Linked DNA regions of Homo sapiens: regions 1 and 3 are each linked to region 2. The links are chromatin loops, found by intact Hi-C in ENCODE. Cell type or tissue: IMR-90. All regions are shown on one strand. Region 1 has its middle 32 kb from the start of ANXA4. Region 2 holds the start of ANTXR1 (ANTXR cell adhesion molecule 1). Region 3 overlaps ANTXR1 (ANTXR cell adhesion molecule 1).

The links. Hi-C counts contacts between places; a loop is a spot of excess contacts. Peaks named below come from ENCODE experiments on the same cell type or tissue, not always from the same donor. Only the 100,000 strongest peaks of a DNase experiment are listed, where the experiment ranks them.
Region 1: it touches region 2 in a loop (23-fold over the local background); 7 of 110 quality-filtered maps call a loop at or near these places.
Region 3: it touches region 2 in a loop (4-fold over the local background); 3 of 110 quality-filtered maps call a loop at or near these places.

The regions. Positions count from the first base shown.
Region 1 is chr2:69,708,592-69,712,591 of GRCh38, reverse strand. It overlaps a transcript of ANXA4 not described here. Among named protein-coding and RNA genes, the nearest start is that of ANXA4, 32 kb to the left of the region's middle. In IMR-90, no CTCF peak of the experiment used is centred here; no DNase peak of the experiment used is centred here.
Region 2 is chr2:69,011,324-69,015,323 of GRCh38, reverse strand. ANTXR1 (ANTXR cell adhesion molecule 1) reads right to left here and starts at 2,145. Exons shown (of 18, transcript NM_032208.3): 1 at 1,673-2,145. The coding sequence starts at 1,824. In IMR-90, a CTCF peak has its summit at 2,310 (motif pointing left); DNase peaks (open chromatin) are centred at 2,013 and 2,263; H3K4me3 peaks cover 2,341 bases; H3K27ac peaks cover 2,357 bases.
Region 3 is chr2:69,085,277-69,089,276 of GRCh38, reverse strand. The region is part of intron 8 of ANTXR1 (ANTXR cell adhesion molecule 1); the gene reads right to left. Among named protein-coding and RNA genes, the nearest start is that of MIR3126, 16 kb to the left of the region's middle. In IMR-90, no CTCF peak of the experiment used is centred here; no DNase peak of the experiment used is centred here; H3K27ac peaks cover 1,327 bases.

The DNA.
Region 1 (4,000 bases), 700 kb before region 2:
TGCAAATTTGTTACTGAAACTTTCTGGAGTTCCCCAGTTGGATCCAATTAGGATCATTACTGAGATGGTTGTCTCCCCTAGGCTGAAAGAAAAATGCCACCGTTAACCTTTAATCATTCACAACAAACCCAAAGAAAAAGTCCTTGGCCCAGGTCCTAATAGGGCTATTAAAGCTATTTTCCTATTCAGCTGCTTAGACTCGGAGTGAATAACCCGGTAATTTTCTACTGCTTCTCCCCACGGAATGTAAAGGACCAAGAGAGTGAACTCTCCTAACTAATGCGCTTTAAGGCAGGGGCCAGATTTTACCTTCCTGTCTCTTGGTTTGCTTCCACCCTCCAATTTTCTCCTTTGGTTGTTTTATTTTAGTGTGAGGGGTATGTGTTTGTGTGTATGTGGTGGTGGTGGTGGGGTGGGGTTGGGGAACATTTGGTTGTGTGTGGTGTGTCTGTATGTATGTGTGTGGTCTGTTTAGTGGAAAACTTTGGAAGCACGCAATAGTTACACATGGTGTCTAAGACCCCCCAGGAAAAGGAGAGACCAAGAGAATGAAGAGAAAAAAATAAAAATAAATTGAGACAAAATAGGCAACACATACAAAAATCCTATGTATAAAAACTGTTTTCTCAATTTCTTGCTCTCCTTTTTCCTTTTTGCTGCAGTAGAGACCCCCCCATCATGCCCCATATTTCTCTATGTCTCTTTTCTCTCTCTGTGCCCTCATTAACTCAACCTCCTTAACACTTCCAAAACCAGAAATCATTGTCCTGACACCATCCCCCACACCCTTCAAGTCCTATTTCTCTTTCTGAATTCCCCAATCTGTTTTCAGGTTCTATTTTAGGTCAGCTGCCCAAACAAACAAAACCCAAAAAACCATATATCAGAACCATTTCTTATTTTCTTAATTGGCTTTATTGAGGTACAATGTACATACTACAAACTCACTCATCTTAAGTGTTCAGTTTAATTCTTCTTGACAAATGTATACAGTCATACAACCACCACCACGATCAAGGTGTAGAACATTTCCTTCATTCCAAAAAGTTCTTACCTCCACTCCCAAGCCCAGGAAACTAGAAATATCACTATAGTTTTGCCTTTTCTAAAATATCATATAAATGGATTTATACAGTGGGTAGTCTTTGATGCCTGGTTTCTGTCCTTAGCACACTGCTTTTGAGATTTATCTATGCTGTTACATGTATCGGTAGCTTATTCATTTTTACTGCTGAGAAATATTGCATTAAATAGACACATCACAATTGTTTGTTTATCCATTCATCAGTAGATGGACATTTGGGTTGTTTCTCGGCTCATTGCAACCTCTGCCTCCTGGGTTCAAGCGGTTCTCCCGCCTCAGCCTCCCAAGTAGCTGGAATTACAGGTGTGTGTCACTATGCCCAGCTCATTTTTGTATTTTTAATAGAGACAGAGTTTCACCATGTTGACCAGGCTTGTCTCAAACTCCTGATCTCAAGTGACCCACCCATCCCAGCCTCCCAAAGTGCTGGGATTACAGGTGTGAGCAACCACGCCTGGCCAGTTTGGGCTATTATTAATTAAGTGCTCTGAATATTCATATACAGGTTTTTGTGTGGATGTATTTTCACTTCTCTGAGGAGTAGAATTGTATTTTATTTCTAGGAGGAGAGTTGCCGGGTTGTATAGTAAGTGTAGTTTAACTTTACAAAACACTGGATAAACTGTTTTCCAAAGGGGCTGTATCATTTTCATTTCCACCAGCAATGTATGAGAATTCCAGTTGCTCCATATCATTGCTAACACTTTGTATTGCCAGTTAAAAAATGTTAGCCTGTAGTGTTTGTAGTATTACCTCATTGTCCTTTTACTTTGTATTTCTCAGGTGACTAATGTGGAGTATATTTTCATGGGGTTATTTGCCTTAAGTAGATCTTCTTTGGTAAATTATCTGTTCACTTTTTTTTACCCATTGAAAAATTGACTCATTTGTCTTTTTATAATTGATTTGTAAGAGTTATTTATATATTCTGGATGCAAGACCTGTATCAGATATATATTTTGCCTATGGAAATAATCTGAAATACAGACAGAGTCATGCATAAGGATTTCCATATCAATGTTACTTACAATTGTGATGAAATTGGAAACAAGTTACAATCTAATAAAAGGAAAACTTCATTTCTTTATGATTCAAGGTGATATTTTACAGCCATTTAATGATATAAAAAATTTACAGACATGGAAATCTACTTTTAATATAATTTTAAGCAGAAAGTAAAATTACATATAATATCAGCAATGCATTTAAAAAGCCTGGAAGTGGGCCGGGCATGGTGGCTCACACCTGTAATCCCAGTACTTTGGGAGGCCGAAGTGGGCAGATCACAAGGTCAGGAGTTCAAGACCAGCCTGGCCAATATGGTGAAACCCTGTCTCTACTAAAAATACAAAATTAGCCGGGCGTGGTGGCACATGCCTGTAATCCCAGCTACTCGGGAGGCTGAGGCAGGAGAATCGCTTGAACCTGGAAGGTGGAGGTTGCAGTGAGCTGAGTTCACGCCATTGCACTCCAGCCTGGGCAACAAGAGCAAAACTCTGTCTCAAAAAAAAAAAAAAAAAAAAAAAGCCTGGAAGTGCATGCTGCCATAATAAGTGATACCATCTATGTGGTAAGATTATGGCTGGTGTTTAAGTTACCTATTGTTTGTCAAAATTTATACAGCAAGCATGCTTTAGTTAAAAAGGGGGAAAGTGTCATAAATAATTAAATGGTTGAAGCAGTGCTTGGTGCTTCCCTTACAAGCACACCTGGCTTGCATAATGATTCGTGATACTATTAATAACAAAGTGAGTTGGTTAATTGCATAACAGACCACCCCAAAGCTTTGAACTATAATTCCAGCTCTGCCCTTGAACTCCAGGCAGTGTTTCTGAAATGGGTTTCAGAGTTAAGAGTTACCTAGCGAGGTTGCCATGTAGATTTCTGGGATGTGGCTTCCCGTGTATGTACTCTAAAATGTGCAAAAGTTCTTGATGTTACGTTCAGTGACTTGGGAAGATCATCTTGGGAAGTCAGGCATGCCTTGAATACTTAGAAGAGAGCGTGTCTGTGCTTCTGCTGATGGAAAACAATGACCAAAGAGAACACAGACTCAGAGGGCTGGAGGCAAAGCAATGCAGGCAGTTAATGAGAAAAGCCTTTGTTTGAGGAAAATATTGGCACTAAGAAGAAAGGTGGGAATGGAAAGAGGAAATGGAGGGAAGAATAGAGAGGCTAAGCAAACAGGTCAGACTTTGACGAAGTAAACTTTATAGATGTATTTTGCACATAAAGTCTTATCCTGTAAATAATTTGTATCCTTTACTCACTTTAATTTCTTAACTCTAAGTAATTTCTGTTGCCCTCTGAAGACTGTCAGGAGGGTACAATTACTACTGGGTTTATTGAGAGGAAAAAATTTAAGGAACTTAAGATGCTCCTATAGGGATTACTCTCATACAAAGGCAATTTCTTAAAGCAACATGTTTTGCGAGGGTCAGTGATTTGGTTCATATCAGAGGCATCTTTGAACCTGGTCAGTTACTTTACCTAAGGCAGACACACTATATATGTTTGCTGATGAGTGACCTAAGAGACAAAGAAATAATATTCAAATTATTATTCAGAAGATATAGTAGAGGTTTTTTTTTTTAAGTTTGGTAGCTGGGATTATAGGCACGTGTGACCCTTCTTGGCTGATTTTTGTATTTTTAGTAGAGACAGGGTTTCACCATGTTGACCAGGCTGGTTTCGAACTCCTGGCCTCAAATGATCTGCCTGCCTAGGTGGATGGGATGCAGATGCAGTCGAGGCAAAGAAGCTGACCTCGAGTACACAGGCACCCTCGATTGTTGGAGGACCATCTTCAGAGAGGAAAGGGGCAAAGCTTTCTTCAAGGGCATGTGGTCCTCAGAAACAGGGACCTGCTGGTCCTGCAGGATGAGCTGAAGAAAATCACCTAAATGCATCTGTCTC
Region 2 (4,000 bases):
TATTCTTTTCCAAAAATGTTTCAGCTCTTTTTACCTGTTTTTTTTTTTTTTGCTAAGATAAGCCTAGAATCATTTTGTTAAATTCTTATCATCAAAACAAACTCTTTCAGAACTTTGACTGAAAAGTTGAATTCAATTTCTAAATTAATTTGGGGAAAACTGGTTATCTCTACAGTATCCATATCTCTATAGTATCTCTACAGTCATCCATTCAGAGACATGGTGATTCTGTCCCCCTTTTTTTTTTTTTTTAGATTTTCCTGAATATCATTCTGAATTGGCTTTTTAAAAAAGCACGGAGGAGGAGCACCTCCGACTGTTTTCATGCACTGTCTCTAAGTCTGTGAGCTGATGCTTCCAGCCACTAGAAGTAACAAAAGAAATTCCATTCCTTAGCACTGGAGCATATTTTCAGTATCCACCTTCTCATAAATCTGCAGAAAAGAAATCTCACTTTTCATCCAAAGAATCTGGAGTTCAAAACAGCCTTTACGGAAAAATCAAACTCCAGGGGCAACTGCAAAGCACATTTGGTGTCTAGCTAGCCAGCTTATTTTGCAGGACTCTTTTTCCAACTCCTAAATACTTTCCAGTCTGTGAAATCCATCTCCCCACCACTGTAACAGCAAAGCGCCTCTCCTGGCACTGGAGAGCTCACTCAGTTTTAATGAGCACGGATCTTCTGTGAGGGGCTTTTTATCGTTGAAGCTGGTTTTCAGCAGATAGCATGAAGCTTCCTTGGGTGACTGTGGCTTGGCAAACTTATGCGGATTTGGGAAGTGCTTCATTGGTCAGAATTCAGCTCTCCCTTGAGCAAATCCTAAAGCCTAACCACTTTTTGCAAGGAAACCAGGGCTCCTGCACCTCCCTGGTAGCCCACCAGTCAAATGGCCAAGAGCTTGAATTCACTACATCTGGGGTACTCAAGTCGAAGGGGAGGGACATTTGGCAATGTCTGGAGGCATTTTTAGTTGTCACCACTAATAAGGAAGGAGTGGGGGGCGGGGGATGTTACTGGCATCCAGTGGGCAGAGGCCAAGGATGCTGCTAAACATCCTACAACGCGCAGGACAGCCCCCACCACAAAGAATTACCAGGTTTCAATCTCAGAAGTGCCAAGGTTAAGAAACCCTGCCTTTCATTCTCACTCAGTGCCCGGTGAGAAGTATGCATTACATGATTAGGAGCAAAGATAATGCCTTCCGTGGGACAGCGTTTCAAAACAAAACAAAAAAACAAAAACAAAAACAAAATGCGACGATTGGCTTTAAAATGCCCAAGCCTCTAACTTTAGGAGTGCCTGTGCCTGCAAGTTCTGCCTTTGGTAAGCAAGCCTTTCCCACCAACACGGGAGGGAGTCACAGAAACTCAGCAAGACAATAGCATCCTCCAAGCCCCTTGCCTGCTCCTGGGACACAGAAAGCAAGACAGAAAAGAAGTCTGTCCCCTTCCGAGCAAGCGGCGTCGCCTCGGCTGCGGGCTCTGGAGCCGAGGCTGGGAGGAGCGCGCCCCAACAAAGGCGCAGCACTCCGCCGCCGCCTGCCGCGCGGTCCCTCTGTGGCCCTGGAGATGCGCTCCTGTCCCCAGGCGACCCTGCCAACGAGCCCGGCCCGGGGCGAAAGCGTTTTCGCCCGCTTAGCCTGGGGTGGGGGGGACAACTCGCGGCACTTACTTGTCCAAAATGAAGTACAGGTCAAATCCGCCGTAGCAGGCTGGACCCCCATCCTCCCTGCGTCCCCCTTGCCCGGCGCAGATGAGCACCAGAGTGGCCAAAGAGAGCCACTGGAAGCCGATGCCGAGGGCTCTCCGCTCCGCCGTGGCCATGGCCCGCAGCCCGGGGAGAGCAGGGTCCGCTCCTTCCCACGCTCCGCGAACTCGCCACGACCCTCAGGGACGCGCCATCCGCGGGCCCTTCCTCGCGGGTCCTTTATTCCCCCTCGCTCCCTCGCAACTCCCCGGAAGCAATTGTCTGGAGGAGTTCAAGGTTTCCCCTCTGGTTTCCGCTCCGATGCTGTTTCTGGGTTTCGGGTTTCAAGGATCCCAATCCTGTCCTCCGCTTCTTTTAAAGGGGAGGGCTGCCTCGGTCCGGGGCCGCCGGGCAGCTCCCGAGGCCGCGCCGAGCTTTTGCAATGGAAGGAGTTCCGTCCCGACGGTTCTTTGTCCCAGATTTTAAATATGATGGGGGGGGGGGGGGGTTTCAAATTGTTCTTGGTGGGGGCAGTGCTTTGCCTTCTCTCCTTCCTCTCTGCCCCCCTTTCGCGTTCTTACGGGGAAGAAAGTTCAAAGGCTGCCACCTTGTGGACAAAGGCGGCGAAAGCACGCGTGGGACCCGCGGGAGTGCGTCGGGGGCGGGGGCGCTTCCAGGCTTCGCGTATAAATTTCCTTGTCCTTACCATTCTCATGTGAGCTGTGCGTGTTTTCTTACTCCTTCCTTCTTCCCACGCACTTTCCCTTTCTTTTTCCGTGACCGCCTCTCCATTCTCTGTAGTCCTTCTATTCCTTCTTTTCCTTCCCTATCCTGCATCTTTTGATAAGGTCACTAAACATTGGATGAGAATTTGTTTCCTCCAACCACGGTGACTCCGGCTCCCCAGGCTAGGACCTTTGCAAACAAACCATTGTGCAGATGAAGTAGGGGAAAAACGGGACCTTTGTGGTATGAGTCATCAGAGTGACCTTACATGGTCTTAGTCTGTCTGGACCATAAAAGAGACTGTTGGGGTCCGGTCTGAAACCATCACAAACAACCCCACAGAGTGTGGTACTTAGGGCTGCTCCCGGCATGGAACAGCTGAGCCTTCTAGATGGCCACCATCTCCATCTTTTAGGGATTCTATGATAATAGTTCTTCTTTTCAGCCTGTGAACTTTGACATTTTCTCTCTATCTTTGATTTAGGATGGAGGAAGTAAACAGCTTACAAGAGTAGAGACGCTCCAAGCAGTTTGGAATTGGCAGGGAAGTTCCGTGCTAGCCTCTCTAAATTGGAGAATCAGCCTCTGAGCCCCAGTTCCGAGTGGTACCCCAGTTCTAGCTTCCTATTGTCTTCCGCTCTGGGAGCCCTCAGTGCATATGCATGTACTGTTTTCCCAGGATTCTTCCTCCAGACACACATATTCCCCTCCACTTGTGTGCCTCCCAGACCCTTATACCCCAATGTGACAGTCCATGGTGGTTTCCCCCAACATGTGTACCATGGAATCTTAGTGTCTTGGAATGCTCCACTAACCAATAATCATGTTGTCAAATCAGCCTTGAAGATTTGTCATGCGTAGCACTGACCTGCCTCCAAAATGAACCCAGTGTTTCTCACCTCCTGGAATTCACACCCCTTCCACCTTGGGTGAGACTGACCTGTGAGTAATTAAGAAGATGGTGTGTGGCTTCTGAGGATAGGCCATGAGAGATGTTGTGGTTTTTCCCTTCTCTCTTGGATCACTCACTGTAGGAGAGCCCACTGCCATGTCGTGAGAACACACAAGCAGCCCCAAGGAGGGGTCCGTGTGGTAAGGAACTGAGACCCCTGCTGGCAGCCAACACCACTTTGCCAACATTGTGAGTGACCCATCTTGGACATAGGTTCCTGACATCCTGTGAAGCCTTCAGCTGACTGCAGCCCTGTCTGACATCTTGACTGCAACCTCATGAGAGATCCCAAACAAGAACTACCCAGCTAAGCCATTCCCTGATTCCTGATCCACAGAAATAAGCGAATTTTTATTAGTGTTTTAAGTCTCTAAGTTTGGGGGCAATTTTAAATATAATAAAAGATAACTAATATATGCCTAGTATCATATTAAAGCCTTGAGAATTTCTGTAGGAAAAAAATTGCTGAACTGTGTTTCCCAGACTTACTTGACCATGAAACTGTTGTTTCATAGATAAAATGTATTAAACCCATACTTTGGGAATTATTGCTCTCAGGAAAAAAATAATTGGAGGGAGATTAAAATACCCTAACCATCCAAGTCTTCCTCTTCCATGTCTTCTTTCTCCTCAAA
Region 3 (4,000 bases), 74 kb before region 2:
TTATCTCCCAACCATGTATTTTAGGTAACTCTATGTACCTGAATGTCACCAAAAGCAACATTTCTTCTTGACAATTCTAAAATTCAGATTTTCTGACTACTTTTCCTTCACTCTGTAGAACTTCATGGCATTTTTATACTTTGATTCCCCTATTTGTTTGCAGCATCCTTCTGACTCCGCAGTTGGAAGTAATTAGTTCCTTCAGCTTCTGCCTCATTTCCTCAGCCTCTGGCTTACCTAGCCACCTCCACCCACCCCAGACACAGGTGCAGCCTCAGTTCCTCCCTGGTCCCTAAGTCTATCCTGACTGTAGCATGAAGGGAATGCTCCGGACTCCCATGTCCCTTGCCCATCTCTGTTAGAGTCAGCGGTCCTCACACACCTGCTCTGGGCACCTGGGGAAAACACTGAGCTCCTGTTTTCCACTCATTGTCAGTCTAACTTGGGAACAAGGACCCCAAGGATATATCCTGGGCACCTGTGTTTCCCTGCTGGCTTCCCCAGTGCCTTATGGTTGATCTAGTCTTTTCGGTCTCTTGCGCATATAGCACCGTATTAGGACTGGGACTTGCTAGCATCCTGGTGCACAGTGATTCATCCCAGACAGCCCTGCCTGAATTGTGAAGATTGTCCATTTGCCAATCCCTGAACTTGCTGCTCTTGGGCTCTTCCTGTTTGATGGGGTACTTCAGCCAGTGGTTGCCATGACCAAGGGAGGAAGCCACCCCCTTTGACTTGTCCTCAGGCACAAGTCTCCAGACAGCCCACATTTGAGAAATAGAGGTAGCCCAGAGGGAGAAACTTATTAAACAGTGATATTAGAACAACACAAAGCTGTTTTTTGATGTTTTAAATAAAATTCCTCAGGCATTTGACATCTCCTAATAAATCATTTTATCATCCAAAACTAAAGACTTCAAAACAGTCCAAGAATTTAAAAAGAGCTTTTGGACTAGTCCTGTTCCCATTCCCCAAACACACACATGAAATTTTTACCCAACCCGAGTTTCAACCAACCTTTTTGAACCAACTCTGATCCTTAACCAGGGATTGGTAAAGGAACCATCCGTGGATCTTTAACCACAAAGGCACACTAACAGGGGTTGTCATAATAAACACATGCTGTATTATTCTCTCAAAGTGTCTGCAATTAGCTGATAAATCTAAGGGGTGTATGGAGGGCCAAAAAATGCCAGCCAAGCACTGTGATTCAATCCAGTAAAAACACAGCTTTCCCAATCTTAACTTAAAACATCTGGAAGGATGCAATACAGCCAATAGAGTAAAATTTATCAGTGAGGGGGATGGGCAGGATTTGTCTGGGACTGGGGCTCCTACTCATTTGAAATGTCTGGTTTCAAAAGGTAGGAAGTCACAATGGCAGTTGGTGGATTTGAAGGGTTCTCGTGGTTCTTAGCAGCCAAGACTGTATGGTAATCAGCCTGTCTGAACTGTAGCAGACAGCAGATCAGCTCAGGGACTGGAGACTGTGTGGGGGTAGGGAGGCCCGGGCAGTGGTAGCCATGGCAGAGGTGTAGACACAGCACTGGGGAATCGCTGATGGGAAATCACTAGATGCAGTGGAAGAGACTTACACAGGGTAAGGCTGATGTTAGAGGTAAGAGGCTTTAAGGTGAGGGTATGATTGATCTGCAGAGGAGAGAGGGATAAGATAACTGCATGCCTCAAGTATAATCCCATGTGAAGAGTTGGGTCTTGGCCCTGGTCCGTATTTACCTGACCTATGCTCCTTTACAAATCCCTTAACTTTTCTGAACCCCAATTTTGGAAAGCAGTTCAGTATCCTGAGTAATTGCTTGGAATCTGGAATCAAATAGCTGAGGTCAACTCACTCATGAGCAGTGTGACCTTGGGCAGGTTCCATAACCTCTCTGAGTCCCTGTTTCCTCTCTATAAAAGTGGGATAACAATAGTATCTACCTGAAGTACGAGCATAAAGTTGTTGTGTGGGAAGATTAAATGAGATCACACAGGCAGAGCCCATAGCACAGTGCCTAAAACCTGATAAGTAATCAACTAATGGTAGCTATTACTATCAAGAACTTAAGCTCTGGAGACTGAGAAGATAGACTTGGACTCTGAATGGGTTTATATTCAAATCCAAGTCCCATCACTTACTGGCCATGTGGACTCGGACAAGTTATTAAACCTCCAAATCTCAGTTTCCTCTGCTGTAAAATGGGATAAGAAAAACACCAACTTCAAGGGGCTGTATGATGGTTAAATAAAATAACAGTCATGAACGCAGAGATATTTTGTTTGGAAAATCAATCAGATTTAGGTAATAAAATTCATATTGGATTGGACGGTGAGGGAGAGCATGAGATCAAGGAAAACTGACAAGGTTTTTGTCTTATAGACAGAACTAGACAGATGTGATCGATCCACAGAAAGTTAATAACCCTTGGGTCACCAGCCAGCATGAGCACCTTATGAAAATAAGGCACCAAGAAGAGTGGTCAAAATGACCTTGGCAGTAAAGCACTTAAGAGAATGTCTGGCATGTATTCAAACAACAGTGGCTGTTAGCTCTTCCTTTGTCATTACTATTGCTACTGCTGCTACTTTTGGGCGTGGACCGTGGTTCACATGTGCTTACGCCCCATCGCCCACCCCTGGCCTTCTGCTTAATCATATTTGCTGACAAAAGCTGAACCAAGGTTAATGCTATTTTCCTGCCAACTTTTGGACAGATTTCAAAGAGAAAATAGATGGAAAAGTATGTTTGAAATCCATAAAGAGCTAAATAATTGTCATGTGTTGTTTCTGGTAAGTTGACTTTTGTACATCTCATTGGATTATTGGTGGGAGGACGAGTAAGAGAGGCAGCGGATGTACAAGAACTTTGCCAAGTTACAGGAGCTGTTTGATATATTTAAAGTGAAATCCACTGTGGACCAGTCCGGGTTGTATAGAAGAGTTTATTTTTTCAAATTCTAAAAATCTAATGTCCTTTGTCATGAAGTTCTCAGTTTATGCAGAGATTTCTCAAGAATCTTTACAGAACTGTGAATATCTGCACAGAGTTATAAGGAATCCCTCCCTTATCATAGGCACGGCATTTCTTTTTTCTACTTGCTCTGCTTCTTGCTTTAATAAACAACCAATCTTTATTTACTTGGCCATTTCCTGTTGGAGAACTTTTTTGTGTGTTTATAATGGACCAATCTCTTTTATCCCTTGATGGTATAGGTGTCTTTTGCTTTCACACATATTTCAGAAAGTCTTTCAGAGCATGTTCCTTGGTGTCTTATTTGTTGTAAAGGGCAAATTCTGGTTTAAAGATGTATGGGGTTTGAAGTATGCTGGTGTCAAGGATGGTTAAGTATCTACCGACCATTTACATCTGTTCAGTTGTCTAAGACAAAAACCTGAACGTTTAAGTTAGCCTTGCTCTCTCTGTCACTCTCCAAATCCAATATGAGTTCTGCCACCTAAGTGCTGGTGATTTGACCAATGAAATATCTCTATATCCATGCACATTTTAATGTAAACTGCCATCCTTTAGATAACTTATCCTAGTTTATAATTTACAGTGTTTTTTTTTTATTGTTTGGTCACTGTCTTCTTAGATTATAAACTCTACAAGGAGAAGGACTGGGTTTGTTTTTACTTATTATATTCACAATGACTAGCCTGGCACATAGTAGGCATTAAATAAATATTGGATAAATAAATGAATAAATGACACACTTCCTGCACGTCTTAATAAACTGGCATTGTAGCATATTATGTATTAATCTCCCTTTCCCCCTATAAGTGTAACCTCAGGGTCTTCTGAATACAAGTCCATATGCTGCATCTTGTAATACTCCCCTCGTCTGATTAAGTACCACCATCTTTGGGGACTTGCTGCCTTCCCAAGAGGCCAATTTCAACACCTCATTTTTAAAAAATTGCTTACCTTAAAAAAAAATGTTGTAGGCATATCATAATCCCCTGTATTAGGTCGGCCGCTTTGTAAAGGCCTCAACCCCTT